Linked DNA regions of Homo sapiens: region 2 is linked to region 1. Evidence: read pairs that join two places in POLR2A ChIA-PET (ENCODE). Cell type or tissue: endothelial cell of umbilical vein. All regions are shown on one strand. Each heading gives the region's core, and the rest is flanking DNA. Links, peaks and the distances in the headings are about the cores only.

Region 1 (10,610 bases), core at 2,842-7,841:
TCTTTCCAAAGTTAAGTTTCAAGGCAGACAGTCGTTTTGGGGAGAAAGAGATTGACTCGAAAGGGACATAGGAGAGCTCCTGAGGCGATGGAAGTGTTCTGTAGTTTGTTTAGGACGGTGATTATGTGAGTGTATACAGTTGTCAAAATTCATCAAACTAAGCATTTTACTGTATATTACCTCGATTTAACAAAACAAGGTTCTACGAGCTCAATTAAGGAAAGTGGATGCTGGATAGCAGAAACAAACAAAAACTTCTCTATGAAAAGAAAATAGAGGAACTTCAAAATGTCATTAATAAAATTGAAACATATGTATATATATATACACATATATATAGCTTTGATTTTTATAAACAAAGAACTGAAAACACACATTCTTTATAAAATTCCTATGAAAAACATAAAAAATCAATTACATGCTAAGTTACAAAGAAAGCCTCAATAATGGAAATTATAAAGACCACACTCTGTGACCATAATGTGATAAACAGATACATTTCATTAAAAAACAAATAAAAGAAATGTAAAAGTAAAACACTTCAAAATTTAAACATGAAATTTACCTAAAGCTCTCCTGGGTCAAAGAGTAAACCAACATTGCTTTCTAAATAATCTGAAGTTCAGACAACCTCTACAAGTCAATGAAAACATTAAATATTATCATGTTAGCCTAATAGTAAAGGCCAAAGCTATACTTACAGCAAAAATTTTAGCTTAAATTGCTTTAATATCAACTGGTTAAAAAATGACAATTATTTTAAAATGTAACCAAAAGTTAGAAAACATAATAAAGCAAATTAAGGCAAGAGATAATTTTTATGAAATTTGTAATAAGAAATCAGTGAACTTTAAAAAGAGAAAAATGGCAGAATTGATTAAAATACTATTTTTATATCACTTCAAGGACTGTATAATATCGACTCTAAAGACATACATATTGTCTACTTTAGGAACCAGGCAAAATCATCATCACAAACATTTTCTGGCTCCTACCTAATTCATTCTTTCAGAAGATAATTTTTTGAGTTATATACACATTGTTTCATCTAAAGAGGGGGTGATGCTTCCTAACTGTTACACAAGGACTATGTAATTATTTAATTCATAGCTTCCAACTCTATTTGAAGATTTTGGCCAAATCGAGCATTCTTTGTGTCAGGTACACTCATTAATACATGAAAGATATATTTACGGAACATAGTTTAAAAAAAGTAAAATTGCACCAATGTTTACTTTCTGCCACCCCTGATTCCAGGAAAGGGTGCTCTCCTTGGCTAATGAGCACCTTTGTCCTCAGGATGGGTATAATTGAAAAAGGATATCTTGTTAGTGATGCTACCTGCTCCATGAATTGATTGCACTGTATCCTTGCCAAGACCCAGCCAGGCAAAGATAGAGTTTTGGTTTTGACATCAAAGAATTATCTGAAAAGAAAGGATGTGCAAACTACAATAGTCTTGTTCTTTTACCACGGCCAGGTTGTCTAAAGATCATCCTTCTGTCAAAGAAGGACCAGACCTGAATGGGTCATCTCCCCTAAGGTTGTTACATTAGGAGGGACTATTCTTTCGGGCCTATTTTCTCCAGAACCCATCCAGAGGTCTAATTAATAGTGGCAATTAAGTTAAAGACAAATGATTATCCTTGACAGCTCTCAGTGAGAAATGCAAAATTATCTTTGATTCATTTCATATTTTAGATTTAAATTTACTTCGTAATGCCCCTAAATTCCTTACTGAATTTCAACATGTTGGTATAAATGCATCTCTTTTCTAAGGAGGTGTAACCATAACAAGGGTCTGTGGAAAATTGAAATTATCTACATTCATCTTAAAAACTGCTTATTTTCTTTCCTCCTTTCCCTTCCCCTTCCCCTTCCCCTTCCCCTTCCCTTTCCTTTCCTTTCCTTTCCTTCTTTTTTGACAGGGTCTCACTCTGTCACCCAGTTTGGAGTGCAGTGGTGGAATCGACTCACTCACTGCAACCTCTGTCTCCTGGGCTCAAACGATCCTCCTACCTCAGCCTCCCAAACAGCTGGAACCACAGGCATGCACTGCCATGCCAGGCTAATTTTTTTATATTTTTGTTAGATACAGGATTTCACCACGTTGCCCAGGCTGGTCTCAAACTTCTGAACTTAAGTGATCCGCCTGCCTCGGCCTCTCAAAGTGCTGAGATTACAGATGTGAATCACCGTGCCTAGCCTCCTCTTCTTTTTCTTAAGACTCACCTTGGGGAGGGTCACAAACAGAACTTTAAGAAATTTACCTGTATTACAGATCACCATTTTAGTTATTAGCCTTTTTTTCTTGAAGTTGTCCCAAAGTATTATTCTAATTGTTATTTAGATAGACACTTTTTATTTTAATTTTTATTTTAAGTTCTGGGGTACATGTGCAGGCTGTGCATGTTTGTTACATAGGTAAATGTGTACCATGGTGGTTTGCTGCATCTATCTACCCATCACCTAGGTATTAAGCCCAGCATGCATTAGCTATTTTTCCTGATGCTCTCCCTCCTGCAACCCTACCTCATGGCAGGCCCCAGTGAGTGTTGTTCTCCTCTCTGTGTCCATGTGTTGTCAGTGTTCAGCTCCCACTTGTAAGTGAGAGCCTGTGTTGTTTGGTTTTCTGTTCCTGTGTTAGTTTGCTGGGGATACTGAACTCCAGCTCCATCCATGTCCCTGCAAAGGACATGATTTCATTCCTTTTTATGGCCACATAGTATTCCATGGTGTATATGTACCACATTTTCTTTACTCAGTCTATCACTGATGGTCATTTGGGTTGATTCCATTAGATAGACGCTAACTTTTAAAAATGCATTTCCCAGATGTTTCTATATTTAACACTATATTTAACCACATATTTAACTACTTCAGACATTTACTCACAAATCAAACCCTAAGCTTATTTTATCTCTGAAATCTCATACTCCAATATCGCATGCTCTACACTACTCTGCGTCCCTTCAGCTCTCTCAAGTTCCCATTCCCCATGACTCACCATTCACTCTATACAGGCTTCCTTCTTTCAACTCTTCAGTCCATTCATTTGTGTGCCAGCCTTTCCAGCCTTTCCAGCCTTGACTCTGTAGTTCATCAACGATCTGTTTTCTCTTAGTACTAAACATGTCCTTGCATACCTGATAGTTTCCCTTTCTGGTGCAGTCAGTCTCCCGGCCCACTGTCTCCATTCAAACATCTGGGCTGCTAAGGGAACTTCCTTCTAATGAATGTTGCTCAGCCACACAGACTAGCCATTATCATGTACCCAAGGGCCCCAACCTTAGAGCTATCAACGTGGCTTGCTTACCTTGGTGAATTTTTGCTTATTCTTAGTCAATTTCCCCTCTACACCTCTTGTAACTTCTTATCCCTCTCCAAACTCCTAATCCACCTCATCTACCTTACCCACTGTGATGGACTAAATTGTGTCTATCCCAAAACCACATGTTGAAGTCTTCACCCCTGATGTGCCTCTGTTTGGAGATACAGTCTTTAAGAAGGTAATTACATTTAAAGAGGTCATAAGAGTGGGACCCTAATCCAACAGAATGGTTGTCCTTATAAGAGAAGATACAGCAAGGATGTGAGCCCACAGAGGAAAGGCCACGTGAAGACAGAGAGCAGGCAGCCATCTGCAGGCTGAGGAGAGAGACCTCCAGAGAAACCAACACTGCTGGCAGCTTTAACTTAGATTTCTACCCTCCAGAAAGGTGAGAAAATAAATTTCTGTTATTTAGGACACCCAGTCTGTGGTATTTTGTTACGGCAGTCCTAGCAAACTAAGATACCCACAGCAATGATTTCACCTTTCACTTCATAAAGAAGATTGAGGTCTTCCGACAGGAACTCATTCAACTTCCTGCCCTCCTGCAAAATTATTTGTGTTCACTCCATTCCTCAACCACTTCCCACCTATATGAGAGAATCAGTTGCTTTCCTTCTGTCCAAAACCAGATTAAACCAGCATGGAGGAAAAATAGAAGAGGATAGACCAGCAGCAGATTGACTTGTTAGGAGCCTCCTGCTCATCTATTTCTTTGGGGTTTATCCTGCAGAGGCCTGAGCAGGAAGGGAGAGAAATGAGCTTCTGCAAGGCAAAAAATGTAAGGAGGCACTCACTCTTCATGAATTGTACAAATACTGATACTTCACTTGCACAACCTTGACTGTGGGAGTCTCCTTATATTTTGCATCTAGGGTACCTAATTGGTCTCATCATCATCTCAGCAAGCTTCCGTTGCATCATGTACCTCTGTTAGAACATTCCCCAAAGCTTTCTGAGAGCTGGAGCCTTGGAGCCTTGGAATATGCCCTGGTTGGGGAAGAGCCTTCCAGTCGCCCTGATGTCTGGGACTCTCCCAGGTGTCCTGATCCACAGAGGTCTACTGGATCCTCTGGGTCCTTAGAAAAATTACTCTTCTCTGCACCCTGAAAACTATCTTGTGCTTAAAATGTGAAGCATCTCTCTTCTTTCCCAAATCACTGAAATCTTTGCTGTCACTCTAAACATGGCTGGGATCTCTCTAACCAAGGAAGGCTTGACTGGTCACTTCTCTCTTTCGGGCTGCATTAAGTGTCTATCTTTGTCTCCATAGACTGGTGAGGAGGGCTCTATTATCACATTAGATAGTAATTATGGCATTATGTATCTCTCCCACATGGTAAACTCATCGAGGTGCAATGTCTTACTGATCTTTGAATTTCTAGTGTCCAACACAGGATTTGGCACATAAATTTTCTACCATTGTTTGTTGGATAAATGAATGATATTTCTGCAATCTGCTGTCTCACCAGCTCCAGCTGGATAAGCATGATTGATCAGTACTATATTTGTTATTTACTCTTATTTACTCCAACGCAAGGAAATAAATAACTGAAAATTTGGAACGCCGTCACTGCATGATTGCTGAGTAAACCTTTGTTTTCACATAGCAATATTCCTTGTGTAGCAGGTGAGACAGATTGCTCCTGAAATACAATGAAGTTTTTCTTTTCTTCTCCGTTCCCTTTTCAAATGTGTAGACTTAAAAATATCTAACTCATTAGCAAAATGAGTTTATTTTAATTACACAGTTGAGACTTCTTATAGCTCCATCAGTCGTATTTCTCCATCTGGTTTATTATCTTATTTCATATCAAGTTTCTGTGACTTTTCCTATCACCAGAGTCAAATTTTCTAATCTGTAACTCCTCTTTTTCTTGGTAATTAATGTTGGCTTTCTTGAATTCAGAAGGGTCCTCCCTGTCTCCAAGGATCTACCATAAATCCTACCCATGAACAACTTCCGCTGTTTTATTCAAGATGTTTCTCTGTAACTTGTCATCTATGCTGTCTCAAATTCTGGAGCTTATCTTTTAACAACCATACTGTTTTACCAGAACCCTTAAACAAGCATGCATTATAGCATCATTGGTTGCATCTAATGCTTCAGGAAAACTATATTTCCACTCCTTACAATGATGTTCTTCCCAGAAATTTTCCTAGGTTTCATTTTTTTTTTAATGCTCCTTTAGAAGTGAACTCACAGGTTCCATCTATCGCTTTAGTTTTCTGTTGAAAAAAACTCACGTTCTTTGATATTTGGTACAATTTTTCTTTTCCTGACTGTCATAATTTCTCAGTCTAATGTTGTTCTCCTCAAATATTCCACATCCCCCTGGACTATTTTGTGTTGGCCATGTTCATACAAGTCAACTGTTTCCAATCCTACTTTATGGACACAGAACATTTCCTTCCTTCATTCCTTGAAAGCTGTTCATGAAAATGTTGGAGATAAACAGCAGGGTCATCTGATGAGTCACTGTATTTGGCACCTACTGCCTGGCTTTTTCTTTGTCCCGAAAATCTTTGGTAAAACACACTGGCTTAAAGAGGAGGAGCAGGAACCGCTCTGGAATCATCAATGCAACTCCACCACGAACTGACTACTTCTATTCCTTGACTTGGACTCTGAAAAAAAAATCCCAGAATGTTAACCTTCTTTACATTCTATGCCAGTCCCAGCCCTCATAGCAGCTGCTCCCCCAATTCAATTTCTATGTGCTTGTGCATATGTCAGCCCTGGCTCTAATTTCCCATTTCCCAGGCACCATCCCTTGAATGTCTACTTTCAGTTTTCCTCCTACTCAATTAAACCTTACCCTCAAGAACCCCTGAGCCTTCAACAATGTCCCAAGCCTGCTGTATTTCTTTGGATTACTTCCTTTCTCCTCCCAAACCAGTGGGTGGCTCTCATCTTAGTCATCTTTCTTCAATCCAATAGCTAGGTCATATTTTGCAAGGTCAGCTATATCCCTGTGTAGATCTGTCCTCAGTGTAGATTCTAGAGTGGTGGTACCTAAACCTGGCTGCTCATCAGGACCTTATGGGCAGCCTGGTAAGATTAAGGGGAGAGAGAAAGAAATTGAGGGAAAGACAGTGAGCTAGCTAGGTAGCCAGACAGAGATTTTTATCAGGTTTAGCTCTAGTTAATCAATTTTAAAGCCCAATATCAGACTTTTTATACTCTGAGTCTGATTGTTAATTTTGCTCTATCTCTTTAGAAACAGTATCTTTTGAAATAAAATTTTCAAGCGAAATGCATGATATATTTTCTGTAGTTGGAGATATCTCTCTACTCTCATCAGAAATGAACATATGAAAGATCTTGGATGGATATACTGAAATGTTCAATCTTTTCTTTCTCCTCCAGGACAATGATAATCATTCCACTTTATTTCTAAAATTGTCATTAAAATAGAGAAATGGAGGACAGCCTGATTTATATGACTGTGTAAGTAACAATTTGTCTTTTTTTTTCTGCCTGGATACTTTTTGGAATTTTATTTTGTACTTTCAAAATATCTTTGTACTTTAAAATTTCTGTCTCACCTGAACTCAAGAGGGGTTTCCTTTCTATTAAATTGTCTGGAATGTGAACAACGTTCTTATTTTTCTTCTCAAACTATCTAGTGTATCTTCAATTACATCCTTGTTTTTATTCCTAAAATTGCTAATTGTTCATTGTTGTTTTAGGCCAATGGCTTAGCTGTTTTATTACCTTTTCACAGGAGCGGCTATCAATGTATCCTCTTTTTAAAGAATTCCTATATTAATAATGTCTTTTTCATCTGTTTAATTTTTTATTTTCTGCTTTCTCTGAGTATTAGTGCCTGAGTATTATTTTCCTTCTTGAGTTGAATTCTTATTTGTTTTCTTTAGTTCAGAAAATATTCTCTGTTATATGTTTGTGTATTCCTTATCTTCCACATACTCTAGTATCTCCTTTAGAAATGATCTTCCATTTGCTGGCACTGCTTTGCTATCATTCACATTTAGAACTTTCTATCTCATGGTTTCCCATCTGAACTGTGTCCTCTGAAATCTGAGAGTTACATTTTCCCATTTTATTCACATAATGACTCCTTACATTATCTCAGTCTCTTATAACTTAATGTTGTAGAGATAGTTGTGGTTTGCAATCATCTTTACTCCATCCACTTATTTGTGTTCTTTTTAGTCTCATCTTATCTTTTCATTTCAGTCTATTATGATTCTATGCAGAGAATCTATATCTGCTTAAATTCTTTTCGTGATGCCAAAAGTTTCTGGAATTCTTCTCTTGGATATTTTCAGAATAGCATTCTTCTTCTGCATCTTCTTTTTTTAGACAGAGTCTCACTCTGTCACCCAGGCTAGAGTGCAGTGGCATGAACATGGCTCACTGCAGCCTCAGCCTCCTAGGTTCAAGCGATCCTCTCACCTCAACCTCCTGAGCAACTGGGACCACAGGTCCGTGCCAATATGCCCAGCTAATTCTTCTACATCTTCTAAATGTGAATTCCTTTTCCTTATTCTGCTATATATTTTCACTGGTCCCTGGTTGATTTTATCCTCTTTATTTTTTATAGATATTAAGATAATTTTGTTTCCAGACTTAGAAATAAATTCTATTAACAGAGCATGTTAGTAAATTTCCATTTGTTCCTCCCTGTCCACTCGTATGCATTACCATTTCAGTTCTCACAACCATTCTTATTCTTGCTTTCCAGGACACCCTCTATTGGTGTATTGCCAATGGAGATGGCCCGGAGTCTTTGTAATTTTGAACCAAGGAAATAATAAAAAGCCATGATAAACATCTGCTGGCAGGTTCCCATTGTCAACCCTCTCCTACAACACTTTATTTGAAAGAAATAGTCCTTCCAACGTATGCAGAGCCTATTTTCCTTGCTGCCTAATTGTTCTGAGATGCTGAAAAATGGTAACTGTGAGAAGGCATATCCTGTTGAACAGAGGTCTGATTGCCTCAAAGACGAGCAACAGTGAATGATATAAAATAAAAGTTGTGTTTTATTTCACGTATTTTGGTACAACTCTTGGTTCTGGAGAAGGTAAATTGAGTCTTCCTTTTTAAAAAAGTACTTCTTTAGTTTCAAGAAACAAAAGGAAATTGTAGCATAAGAGGAAAAATAAAGAACTTACTCAATTCAACTCCATATGCTTTATTGTTTGTGTTCATTTTTCCCAGATATCTGTGAGAAGCCCAGAAGGGCTGCACTGTGGATGGCTAGCCAGAGGCATTTTGTACTGTAGACCCCTGCTGTGTGTTTGCACACACCTCTTTTCTGCGTCCTACTCTATCTGGATTCCTGTCTTAACAATACTGAATTTTTCACCCCAAAAGTACATATCTCTTATGTCTTTTTCGTATTATTTTCATTTCTTTTTCTCTTGAGTCTTTGGAAAATTCAATGGCGATGTGTCCCAATTCATTGATTTATATATGTTTTTGGATTTCACAAACTAGCAGATTGCAGCTAATATTGTTTATAGCAAGTTTAAGAACATACTGCACTTAATCTGATTCTTTTAGGAATGTCTCGATTCCATGTAGTGCTGGTGTGGCTATTAATCATGGTATCAAACTCCAATCTCAGACACAGGAACAGGCATTTGACAATCATAGTGCTACATCTCAGGGGATACAGTGATATTTTCAGATATGGGTGTGTGACTTTTTCCCAGGCCAATCAAAGTTTTCCTTGAGAAAGTTTTGGGGGAACTTGAGGTTTTTCTTTTCCTTTAGGAGTATGAGCTAAAAGCAAATAGGCCTAGAGCTTCTGATGAATATCTTGTCAGGTACTACTTTGAAAGCCTGCATACGGTAAGAAAAATTGAGGCCAAGTAAACAAAAGGCAGACAAGTAAAGCTGTAGACTAGATAAAGCTGACCATATTATTTGAGCTCAGAATCAAGCCATGCCTGAAGCTAAATCTGTTCTCCAGAAATATCCAGTTATGTGAGCCAACAAATTCTTCAGGCTAATCTATTCTCTTCCGTAAAACCAAGAACACTGTTCACTTCATCCAATTTGCCATTGCTGTCTATTGCATTCTTTAAGTGATACATTTTCTACCTCTAGTGTGAGCACTATACTCAGTCTATATAGTTTCCCTTTTCCATGATTCTATACTGTAGTTTCATCATTAAAGTTTATAAATGAAATGAGAGACTTTCAAGCATTTTCATTTAGTGTATCATCTTCAAAACCAGAAAATATTTCCCTGAGATATTAAATGCTTCTTTTCTCTATTAGTGAATCCTTTCCAATGTCTGTTTGACATCAGAATGTCAAACAAATATGGTTTGTTGTTTTTGTTGTTCATTTAAAAATAGTGAATATTACATCTTAGGGTTAATAAGGTTTTCCTCCCCCACAGATTGTACATATGTATTCTTATTTTGGTCTTTTAGGCATGGATGAGAGAAATCATAGGGGGAGTTCAGTTGGATGAAAGTTTATAAAATTGGGGATCCAGTAAATGGTAGAATAAAGAGTTACAAGGCCGGGCATGGTGGCTTACACCTGTAATCCCAGCACGCTGGGAGGCCAAGGCGGGCAGATCAGTTGAGGTCAGGAGATTGAGACCAGCCTGGCCAACATGGTGAAATCCTGTCTCTACTAAAAATATAAAAAATTAGCCCGGCATGGTGGCAGGCACCTGTAATCCCAGCTACTCGGGAAGCTGAGGCAGGAGAATCGCTTAAACCCAGGAGGCCTGAGGTTGTAGTGAGCCGAGATCGCACCACTGCACTCCAGCCTGGGTGACAGAGCCAGACTCCATCTTAAAAACAAACAAACAAACAAACAAAAAACCACACACACAAACACAAAAGAGTTACGACCACAGGAATCATAGAAGGTGGACTGGATTATTTCCTCAAGTTTTTCTTTTGTTGTGTTTATTATGGTAGCCAAAGTGACCACAGGCACTACTCCCACTTCTCATGCTATCAAAATTCCTGCCTAGTAACTGGTTATCTCCACCTTTACATAGCATATTTCCTATATAAAACATTAGCTAAAATTGAGCACTATCAGTGCATCCCTATTTTTGTGGAGTTTGGTACTACGTATCAGATATATATTTTCTCTATCTACCTGGTCAGAGGCTATCATAATAGTCAGTCATGGTTTCCCTAAGAAAGGAGTTTTAGTAGACACCTTATAAGAAGCTGCTACCTACTCATGGTTCACACTTGTGTAACTCTAAATGGAATTGATCAGTTCCTCTTGAGTCCCTTCTTGATCACACTGTATTTTGATAAATTTTTTTAT
Region 2 (10,610 bases), core at 3,245-8,244, 96 kb before region 1:
TGTAACAAGTGTGCTGTACTAACCTAAGAAGTTAACAGTGGACACTATGGGAGGCCAAGACGGGCGGATCCTGAGGTCAGGAGATCGAGACCATCCTGGCTAACACGGTGAAACCCCATCTCTACTAAAAATACAAAAACAAAATTCGCTGGGCGTGGTGGTGGGTGCCTGTAGTCCCAGCTACTCGGGAGGCTGAGGCGGGAGAATGGCGCAAACCCAGGAGGCGGAGCTTGCAGTGAGCTGAGATCTCGCCACTGCACTCCAGCCTGGGCGACAGAGCGAGATTCCGTCTCAAAAAAAAAAAAAATGTGTGTGTGTGTATATATATATATATATATATATATATATATATATATATATATATATATATATATATATATGTTAACAGTGGAAACTGGGTACGGGACTTATGCAAACTCTCTGTACTACTTGAAAAAATTTTCTTCAAAATCTGAAACTGTTAATGGAAGTTAAAGTTTTTTTCCTTTTTTCTTTTTCTTTTTCTTTTTTTTTTGAGACGGAGTCTTGCTCTGTGGCCAGGTTGGAGTGCAGTGGCGGGATCTCGGCTCACTGCAAGCTCTGCCTCCCGGGTTCAAGCGATTCTCCTGCCTCAGCCTCCCTAGTAGCTGGGATTACAGGCGTGCGCCACCACGCCCAGCTAATTTTTGCATTTTTAGTAGAAATGGGGTTTCACCATGTTGGCTAGGATGGTCTAGATCTCCTGACCTCATGATCCGCCTGCTTCAGCTTCCCAAAGTGCTGGAATTACAGGTGTGAGCCACCGTGCCTGGCCATAAAGTTTATTTTTTAAAAGTGTGAGTTAAAAATGCAAAGGTCACAGAGAGTTTAAGTTATCTATATTATCATCTTTAAAGAATGGCCTGTAGTTTCTTTATAAATAAGTTAGGGTGATAAGAAGTTATTTTCAGATTCAAAAGACGGAGAAACTTTGCAACTCAATGACTATCACTTAAATAAATACTAAGGAATTTTCGTCAATGACAACAAAAAATAAAATTCCCCAGAAAGAATGGGATGCAAGAAATAATGTATTCAAGAATTTGGTTAGTATTTCGATAAATCTAAATAATCTAAATAAATTGAAATAAAACACTAAAGAAAGTGAATTTTGTGGAATTTATTTTTAAAAGAAGAAATTAAATGCTAAGCAGTAATAATGTGAAACCAATAGAGGAAAATTACAGTTAGAGCTTGCCCTTGTATTGTCTGGTAAGCGGAGAGATATACTGAATTAACTGTAGACTTTATTATGTTAATAAATGCCTGTTAAAAATTAAAGAGTAACCACTAAAAAAGAATAGAATGAATAACTACAAAAGGAGTAATGAAAATGGAGATAAAGGAAACATGGGAAAAATGAAATGAAAATAACTTGAGTAATAATAATAATACTTATATCACACTGTGTTCCAGGTGTTATTCTAGTCTGTGTGTGTGTGTGTGTGTGTGTGTGTATGTGTGTGTGTGTGTCTGTGTTGTGTATATATTTAATTAATTTAATAGAATAATTGGAGACCGGAAAGAAAAAAAGAAAGCATAGATAAAATAATTGCAGAAAAAAAGAAGATAGTAAAAACAAGCCCAAATACGTCAGCAAACACAGCAAGTATAAACAGATGGAATTTAAAAGGTACAGATCCTCAGATCAGATGAAATAAAAACACAACTCAGATATATACTGTTTTAAAAAATACAACCTAAAACAAAATAAAAAGTTTTAAAATAATAAACTGGAAAAATATATGCTAATCTGGCAAAGAGAATGTCAGATAAAAAGGATTCTGAGACAAAAACATTAGTGAATCTATAAAGAGAGCATTCAAAATGATAAGGAGATAAACCATCACAAAAATAAATGTATCTAACAATAGAGCTTCAAAATCTATGAATCAAAATTTAACCAAATCATTGCTTTTAGCAGCAATAATGTTGCTATTTTAAAAAATTTAATTGTTAAATAAAGATTGAATACATTCAAAGTGTACAATGTGTTAATTTTCTATGAGTACACATTTTGCAATGGTTATTACAGTCAAATTAATTACACCCATCACCACCCATGCTGCACATTAGACCCCCAGAACTTGCTTATCCTATAACTGAAAGGTCCTACTCTGACCAACATCTCCTCATTTCCTCTACTCCCTAGCTCCTGGCAACCACCATACTACTTTCTGCTTTTATGACTTGACTTTTAAGAAAAATAAAACAATTCCACACTTAAAGTGGAAAACATTTTAACAAAGCCTCTCTAAGAGCAATCAAGTAGCCAAAAGTTAGTAAAGTCAGAGAAAAGTTGAGCACTATAATTAACAGGCTTGATCATAGATATATGGTCAAAGAAATAAAGAAAATATATACTTTTAGAACTTATGTGAAACATTTATAAACAATCTCTACCTATCAAGCCCCAAAGAAGTTTCATCAAAAACCAAAGAACTGGTATCAAACAGATGAAATCTTTGACTATAAAACAATTAAATTAGACAAAAAATCCAATAAATATATTATTTTAAAATTAACAAAATGCAACCCCATATAGCTATGTTAGCTAAAGTACCACTGGTTCCTATGATAAACAAGCATCCACTGCATAATGGCTCAAACATAACAGAAGCTTACTTTATTCCTCAATGAGAGCCTCCAAGGGGTGTTTATTTTTTGTGAGCAGTTCATTTTCTCCCTTTTGCTTCATCTGTCTTCAGTGCTTGATTTCCAAGGTCTGTGAGCTCGTCTGCATGAAGCCAGGGGAAGGCAGAAGAGCATGGAGGGTCAAGTGTGGGAGTTCTTAGGGATCAGGAAAGGTGATAATGGACATCACATCTGATCACATTTTGTTGGCTGCAATGCAATTGTGGCCACTTACAACTGCAAAGGGAAATAACAGCTGACTGTGTTCCCAGTAAGACAAAGGTTCTCATAAGTAGCTATATAGTTGTGTCTTAATAATCTCTAGTCAATGAGAGAATTACAATAGACATTACAAAATATTTATGACTGTCAACAAAATCTCAGCACATCAAAGCACATGGGATGCATCTAAAGTGGGACTTAAGACAAAATATAAAGCATTAGTTACATTTATCTATTAACCACATACACGAGAAAAGCTGGAAATAAGCAACATGTTTAATAAAAGTAAAGAAAAATATTGTAAACCTAAAAGAAGCAAAAGAAAAGATATTATAAGGATGACTGTTGAAAGAAAACAAAATAGTAAAACAAACCAGAACAAAAAATAGCCAGAGAAAGAATAAGAGTCTAAATTCATGCTAGTTAGAATAATGCTAAGATTTTAGAGACATATTCAGACTTTTAAAAATCATATGAAAATATTATGAACAAATTTACACCTATCTAGAATCTAAAAGCTTAGATAAATTAATAACTTCAAAGAAAAAATATAAACAAAATTGACCAAAGAAAAAAGTAGACAAATGAATCGGAAATTATTTAAAATTTTCAGTTCTTACTAAAAATAGTAGTTCCCACAACACACCTCCCTCTTTAATAAAAGGACAGGAGGTCATGTACTAGATTGTTAACACTATCTATAAGAACCCCAAACTGGAAACTACTTCCAGAGTCCCTCAAGAACAGAATGGAAAAATAAATAGTCTTGTTCACACGAAGTAAAACTGTGTAACAATGAGAAGGAATTATCTACACCGACGTGACAACATGGATGCATTTTGGAAAACATAGCATTGGGCAAAAAATTTCAGACACAGGAAGAGTATATCTTGTCCTATTCAATTTATATAAAGCACAAAGCGGGTAAATTAGTCCATGCTATTTGAAGTTAGAACAGAGGCTGTCCCTGGTGGAGGAGGAGACAGTGATTGGAAGGGATATGAAGGAGTTTTCTGGGGTGCTAGTAATGTTCTCTTTCTTTGTAGAGCACTGAGAATAAAGGTATATTAACTTTGTGAACATTCATAGGTATGTAGAAATTATTGTGGAGTGACGTGGCATGATCTCAGCTTACTGCAGCCTCAACCTCCCGGGCACAGGTGATTCTCCAACCTCAGCCTTGGAGTAGCTGGGACTATAGGTGAGTACCATCATGCCTGGCTAATTTCTTGTATTTTTTGTAGAGACAGGGATTTCACCATGTGGCCCAAGCTCTAATAATAAATTTCAGTAAAATGTTTTTTAACAGTTGACAACCAGGTCTAGACAAATTTTAAGGTGAGTTTTTTACAAAAATCTCAAGGAATAGATTATCTTATTTGATACATTAAAGATAGAAAGAAAAACGTGATTCTTTTGATAGGTACAGGAAATCATTTAGCTAAATTCGATACATATGAATAGTCAGAAGAAAGCAAAACAAAATCTCTTAGTAAACTAATCGAAAGGAAACTCTCTTAACTTAGCAAAGAACTTCTAACTACAAATTTATGGTAAACATCTTCCTTACTGGTGAAGTAGTCACACATATACATCATAGGCAGGAACAACTCAGGACAGAGATGACAACCAATTGTAATTAACATTGAATATGAGGCATACGTCAATGCAGAAAGAAACAAAATAAGGACCAGAAAGGAATAAATGAAACTGTCATTCTTGGTGACATTCTAATCCTTCTGTTGAATGGCAGTATAATGTATACTACAGTACAGCACAGCATAAAGTCAAGTCTCAGAGAGTTGAGTAGAGTATACAGTAGTCAAGACATGAGTTCTAGAACCAGGCAGTGTGGATTTGTATCCCAGCTTCATCACCTACTAGCTGTGTGACTCTGGGCCAGTTTCTTTACCTCCCTGGGCCTCACTTATAAATAGAGATAGTAACTACATGCTTAATAGAGTTGTTATAAGGACTAAACAAGTTCATACATATAAAGCACATACTAAGTTTGCAATAAACATTTAGTAGCTTTAATTTTTGCCCTTGAGTTTTTGTTGTTGATATCTAAATACTAACCCTGTATTTGGTTCTTCTATTAATATGATCTTGTCTTTTTGTTTTACATTCAGAGACTCTTTGTGATTTTTGGCTCTACCAGAGCACATTTCTTTTTATTTTCTTGTGCAGTCAGAAATTGTTAATACTGATTTTTGTTGACTGATAGGCTAAGGGGGGTTATCACTTGCTATGCTGTATATTTATGAATTGATTTATTATTTTATCAAAGGGCATATGTTTTTTATAGAGGGGGATATAACAAATATTTTTAAACTACAAAAAAAATCAAACAATCTATCCCTCTTAGTTTACAATCAACCTACTGAGTGTAGATAATTTATTGAATCAATTAAGGTCTGGTAAATAATAATTAACTATGATCTTTGCAAAATGATTCACAAATCATTTTAATTTCAAGAAATAACATCAACTCACCTCTAGAGAATATATGAGTGGAAAACTGCATTTGTAGTGCAAGGCACCATAGTGATACTTAGTGAGTATAATGTGGCCTCTGCCCTCATGAAGCTTATCATTGAAACGACTTTGAAAGGTAGCTGTGTTTGTCATCTAATGGATTCTGTGGCAGAATGTCCTATAGGATTACATCACTCAGAACCAGGGCTGCCCCAACATGCTCTTTCCTTAGACTCTCTGAGGGTTGCTCATACGCAGAGTGGCTACACAGATTGCATGAGGCTTTACATCCTTGGGGTAATGGTAAATGTCTCACTGAGTAAGTGTCCAGGATTTCACATTTGGCAACCCAGATATCTCAGAGACACTTAAAGGGGACTATATTATGGACATTTAAATTTTTATTATTCATTTTTCAAATTATTAAAAGTTTTTGTTTGTTAGTGTTTTTTTTTTCAAGGTTTCGCACTAGGGATTTCTTTTTAAATCCAGGAAGCTACCAAATGCTAAGGAGATATATGAGAGTGCAAAGAGCACGGGCCAAGACAGCAAGAAGACCTTTCGGTCATTAGACAGAATCTCTGAAAGAGATGGCAGCTGGGATCAGATTAGAGGGGTGTCTCATAGAATGAAGGATACAGAGTGGAAGGACTGCTGCCCCTGGGGTATTGGCTGTTGAGGAGCTCTGCTGGGAAGCTGTCAGCAGGAGGAGGAGGCGGGAGCAGGCATAGCCTTGTGGCCACCATCAGGAAATTGGGAGGTCATGGTAGATGCAGGAAAGCCCTCCTGTACCAGAGAGAAGACAGCAGAGGGGGCTACTTAGAGGCAGGAGCTGTGAATGGGGTGCCTGAGGCCAGAGAAGGAGGCAGTGCTCTGTGTGCATGGGGACACCCAGTGGGAGCAGCCAATGGGACACCTGTGGGTCGTGTTCCTATCCCACCTTAACAATCACTGGGGGCAGGCTGTAGTAACAAAGCCTGCACTTATACTGGATGCAGGTTCTCAGATTCAGAGGCAGGAACACACGCGAGAGTGATCAAATGTCGGAAGCAAATGAGTACCCCGAAAGGGGATTAACAAACCCAACAAAGGGAGCAACTGCCATCCAAGGAAATGGTCAAGTGGTTTCAGATTGATATGTGAATATTCTCCACGAGATAACAGCAGATATTGCATCTATAAACGATCAGCTGGAAAACTGAATGCTTGAAATAAACAGCAGAAGGCAGCTAAAGACCAAATTAATAAGGTGATGTTTAAGCCAAGTCCCCAGAATGCAACAGAAATGGACAGGGAGATAGAAACTATATTTAAAAAAGTGATATGGAAGGCAGGCTCAAAAGTTTCAGTGACTGCTTAGTAGGATTCCTGAAATTAAAAAAAAAAACAACAGCAACAGCAACAACAACAACAACAAACAGAGAGAAGTGGAGGAAGAAATATTTGAAGAAATAGCAACGGACAGAATTTAATCTCCAAGAGAGCTTTTGATGAGTCTCAGTTCTCTGGCTTTAAATTAATCAGCCCAATGACCTGTGGTGGAAAACTGACTTGCATGGTGCCAAAAGCATTCCTGTTTTTGTTCGCTGACCTGTAGACACTGATACTTTGAAGCAGAGCAGGATTCTTCAGGGAAGCTTGTACTGGCCTGAAGGGCAGTGTGGAGCAGTGGTTAGGGTCACAGACACTGAAGTAGGACGCTAGCCTGTGTGTGCATTGCACTGTTTGCCAAGACGGGCACTTCAGGCAAATGTTTACTGAGCACCTACTATGTGCAAGGGTCATAGTAGGTGCTCAATAAAGGCTCATAAAGATTATGTGCAAGGTTCATAAAGCAGGGGAGACAGTGGTAAATTGGATCAATTCCTTGTCCTTGTGGAGTTTACCTTCTAGTAATAGTGAGTGACAGGCAGTAAACACGTGTGTGTGTGATATAATTTCAAGTGGTGATAAATGCTATAAAAGGAAACTGAGTAGAGTTAGGCATTGGGGAGCAAATTGGGATGCTGTTTAAGTCTGGGTGTCAGGAGGTCCTCCCTGAGGAAGTGACATGTGAGCACACATTTGAAGCATGTGAAAGGTCAGCCATGAGAAGATTTGGGGAGGAATTGTTCCAGAAAGCAAGACTAGCAAATGCACAGGTGTGAGGTGGGAGCAAACTCAGTGGTGAGGAATGGTCAGAGGCTCCCAGCCTCTGAATGGCCAGAGGTTCCTCATCTGTAGGAATGCAGATAATCTTAGAACCTAACTCTTAAGCCTCCATAAGGATTAAATGGCAAAATCCATGAAACGCAACTAGCACATTTGCTGGCATGTGAAAAATTTCTCAAAAATGTTAACTTTCATCCTCATTAAGATCTTTTTGCCTTGAATAGGTTATAAATTAGCTCTGAGCAGCACACTACTCCTTTATGCTTAATTTCTCCAAGGCTGCCTTGTTAAGAATATGCAGATCACATCATTAATATGCTCTTTTTTCTCCAGAGAGCTGGTCTTCAAACTGTTCTCTGCTCAGGCCTCTGCTGACTGACAGCTGCACTAGTCCCTCTGGGCTTGTCGGGTTAGGGGTACCTGAAGTGGTGGTAGTCTTAAGAAACTACTTAATGGTAGGGCTTAGCCACATTTCCATACTTTTAGCTTTCCTCATGCGATTTACTTCTCTTCCAGAAAATTCTGGCCTGGATATTAGAAGACCCAGACTTGAATCCTAACTCTTCATCTCTCTGGTCTTTTCTGGATTTCCTCAATTGTAAAACAATCAAGAGTTTTCAGTGGCGTTGATGAATGGCTGAAAAATTAAAACACCACCAAAGTACTTAGCAGCAATTATTGTTGTTTTTATTTCACTTTTATTTTAAATTCAGGGGTACATGTGCAGGTTTGTTACATAGGTAAACTTGTGTCAAGGGGGTTTATTGTACAGATTTTTTCACCATCCTGGCATTAAGCCTAGTACCCATTTGTTATTTTTCCTGATTCTCTCCCTCTTCCCACCCTCCACCCTCTGGTAGTCCCCAGTGTGTGTTGTTCCCCTCTATGTGTCCATGTGTTCTCATCATTTAGCTCTCACTTAGAAGTGAGAACATGCGGTATTTGGTTTTCTGATCCTGCATTAGTTTGCTAAGGATAACAGCCTCCAGCTCCATCCATGTCCCTGCATCCAGGGCATGATCTCGTTCTTCTTTACGGCCTTAGCAGTAATTATTAACTACCACACTATAACTGTGTCTCAACGTATTTCTAAAAAGATCCACAGTACACTTCAGTTACTCAGATTGGTGTTTTGCACCATGTCACCGTTTGTACAGAATCGTTCACCACCTAGAGCACACCATCTATCAGCCCATTAGGTGCAGCATTTGATTTCACTTGACACCCTATTGAGGTGGTGATGAGAGTTTTTATTCCCCATCTTCATGTTTCCAAGAGGGAATTTGGCCTCCCAGGATGAAGCAATTTGAAGCAACACTTACTTACATTCTCCTTTCTACCTCCTTCATGCCCTTCCTCCCTGAGAAGCCTCTGTTTTTGAGCGTGTGTGCTGCACAGCTCCGTTAGCTGTCTGTCACTTTGGATCAGCCGTCTGCAGGACGCAGCAGTTCTCTGCCTCTGCATGACGTTAGCTCACCATGGCAGGTGTTGTCCCTGAGAAAAGGTGATGGAAGGAAACCCTGAAGCTGTGGGACAGCATCTTTAAGCTCAATTGCAAGGCAAATACAAGACCCAGTTCTCCAGTCTTTCCCCACACTCATAAAACCGGTAATTTTACCTCTAACTTCCTGACTCCTGTATCCTGTTTCTCAATGGTAACCAAATTGCAGAAAAGAGAAAAGAATATAATTATTCCCCCTAAACCCCAGGAACCACTTCTTATACTCAGCAGGGGAACTAGCTTTTGTTCAACCCATTTAGTTTCATCTTCCCTCTAAAAGATTTCTCTGTGATCATCGGCACCCTCAGTTTCAACAAATATCCACTTTACACATTGATCAAAATGTAGTGGCAAACTGAGATGAGCTTTAAAGAAAAAGTGGAACCACTAGCCTAATATTTAACACGGAACTTGCCAGCCCCGGGATCATGACACCCAGGTGTGTTGCGTTATCACCAGCTGTGTGTTCATTCCAATTTTTCATGCTAAGGGTCAAATACTGATGTTGTGAAAGATGAAATTTTCTAAAATGAAACCTGAAATTTATCAAGTGCTCATTACATGTGAGATACATTAATACCGAGTCTTCAGAGCAGCCTCATAAATATGGGTGATTACTCTCCTCACTTTACAATGAGAAACTGAGTCAGCCAGATTAAGAAGATTGGCCCAAAGTTAATTACAGAGTGAGTCAATGGCAGAGGTAAGACGCAAACCTCTGTTTCCCGTAGTCCTCGTTTTTCCCTAACACCAGGCTGCCTCTCTCATCTATTACCTGTCTGTTGGTAGATATTCCAATATTTAGGCTGAGAGATTCTCTGTTCATGAGGGCAGTCCATACTTGATTTGCTATTTTGAGAAGCAGTTCCCTTTAAAATTGGAATAAAACCACAGATGCATTTCAAGGGGATTTCAGCTCCCTTATCAGCGAACATTCCCAGGGAGAGGATGTTTATGGTCTCTTTCCTCTATGATGTATTTTGAGGAAATGTCTCTCCTTTTATGAAAGGCTGACCTCCTTTCACCTGTGCTCTGATTCACATCTCTTCCCACCTCCCCAGGAAACTTTTATCTTTCCATCAACATCCTAACATGATCGAGTTTCTCCCTTTTTAAAAAGCAATCCATTCCCATCCCAGACTTCATTTCCTCCTTCGTTGCTATCCTGTCTTTATCCTTTTACAGACAGATTATCCACTGCTTCATTGCTCAATCACTCCTCAGTCCACTCAAAGAGGTTTTGCTGCCTCTGTACTCCATGACAGAAAAAAAAGAGAGAGAGAGAACGAAGGAAGGAAGGAAGGGAGGGCGAGAGAGAGAGAGGGAAGGAAAGAAAGAAAGAAAAAGAAAGAAAGAAAGAAAGGAAGAAAGGGAGAAAGGGAAGGAAGGAGAGAGAAAGAGCAAAAGAAAGAATGAAAGCAATGAGAAAGAAAGAAAGAGAAAAAAGAGAGAAAGAAAAGAAAAGAAAGAAACCTATTGAAACCTATTCTTGCTAAGGTCCTTATTATCCTCTAGTTGACTAATCCAGTGTATTCTTTCCATTCTTCCTTTTAGTGCACCTTGCAGTAGTCCTTGGCTTCATCAACCACTTTCTCCTTCCTGAAAC

The links. Peaks named below come from ENCODE experiments on the same cell type or tissue, not always from the same donor. Only the 100,000 strongest peaks of a DNase experiment are listed, where the experiment ranks them.
Region 2: POLR2A ChIA-PET joins it to region 1 with 6 read pairs; 2 of 35 experiments call an interaction of 5 or more read pairs at or near these places.

What each region holds. Positions count from the first base shown.
Region 1 is chr15:81,511,852-81,522,461 of GRCh38, reverse strand. No RefSeq gene overlaps it. Among named protein-coding and RNA genes, the nearest start is that of TMC3, 140 kb to the right of the region's middle. In endothelial cell of umbilical vein, for the core only: no CTCF peak of the experiment used is centred there; a DNase peak (open chromatin) is centred at 5,801.
Region 2 is chr15:81,608,396-81,619,005 of GRCh38, reverse strand. It overlaps LOC102723985 (a long non-coding RNA gene), which reads left to right. Exons shown (of 3, transcript XR_007064738.1): 3 at 3,964-4,064. Among named protein-coding and RNA genes, the nearest start is that of TMC3, 240 kb to the right of the region's middle. In endothelial cell of umbilical vein, for the core only: no CTCF peak of the experiment used is centred there; no DNase peak of the experiment used is centred there.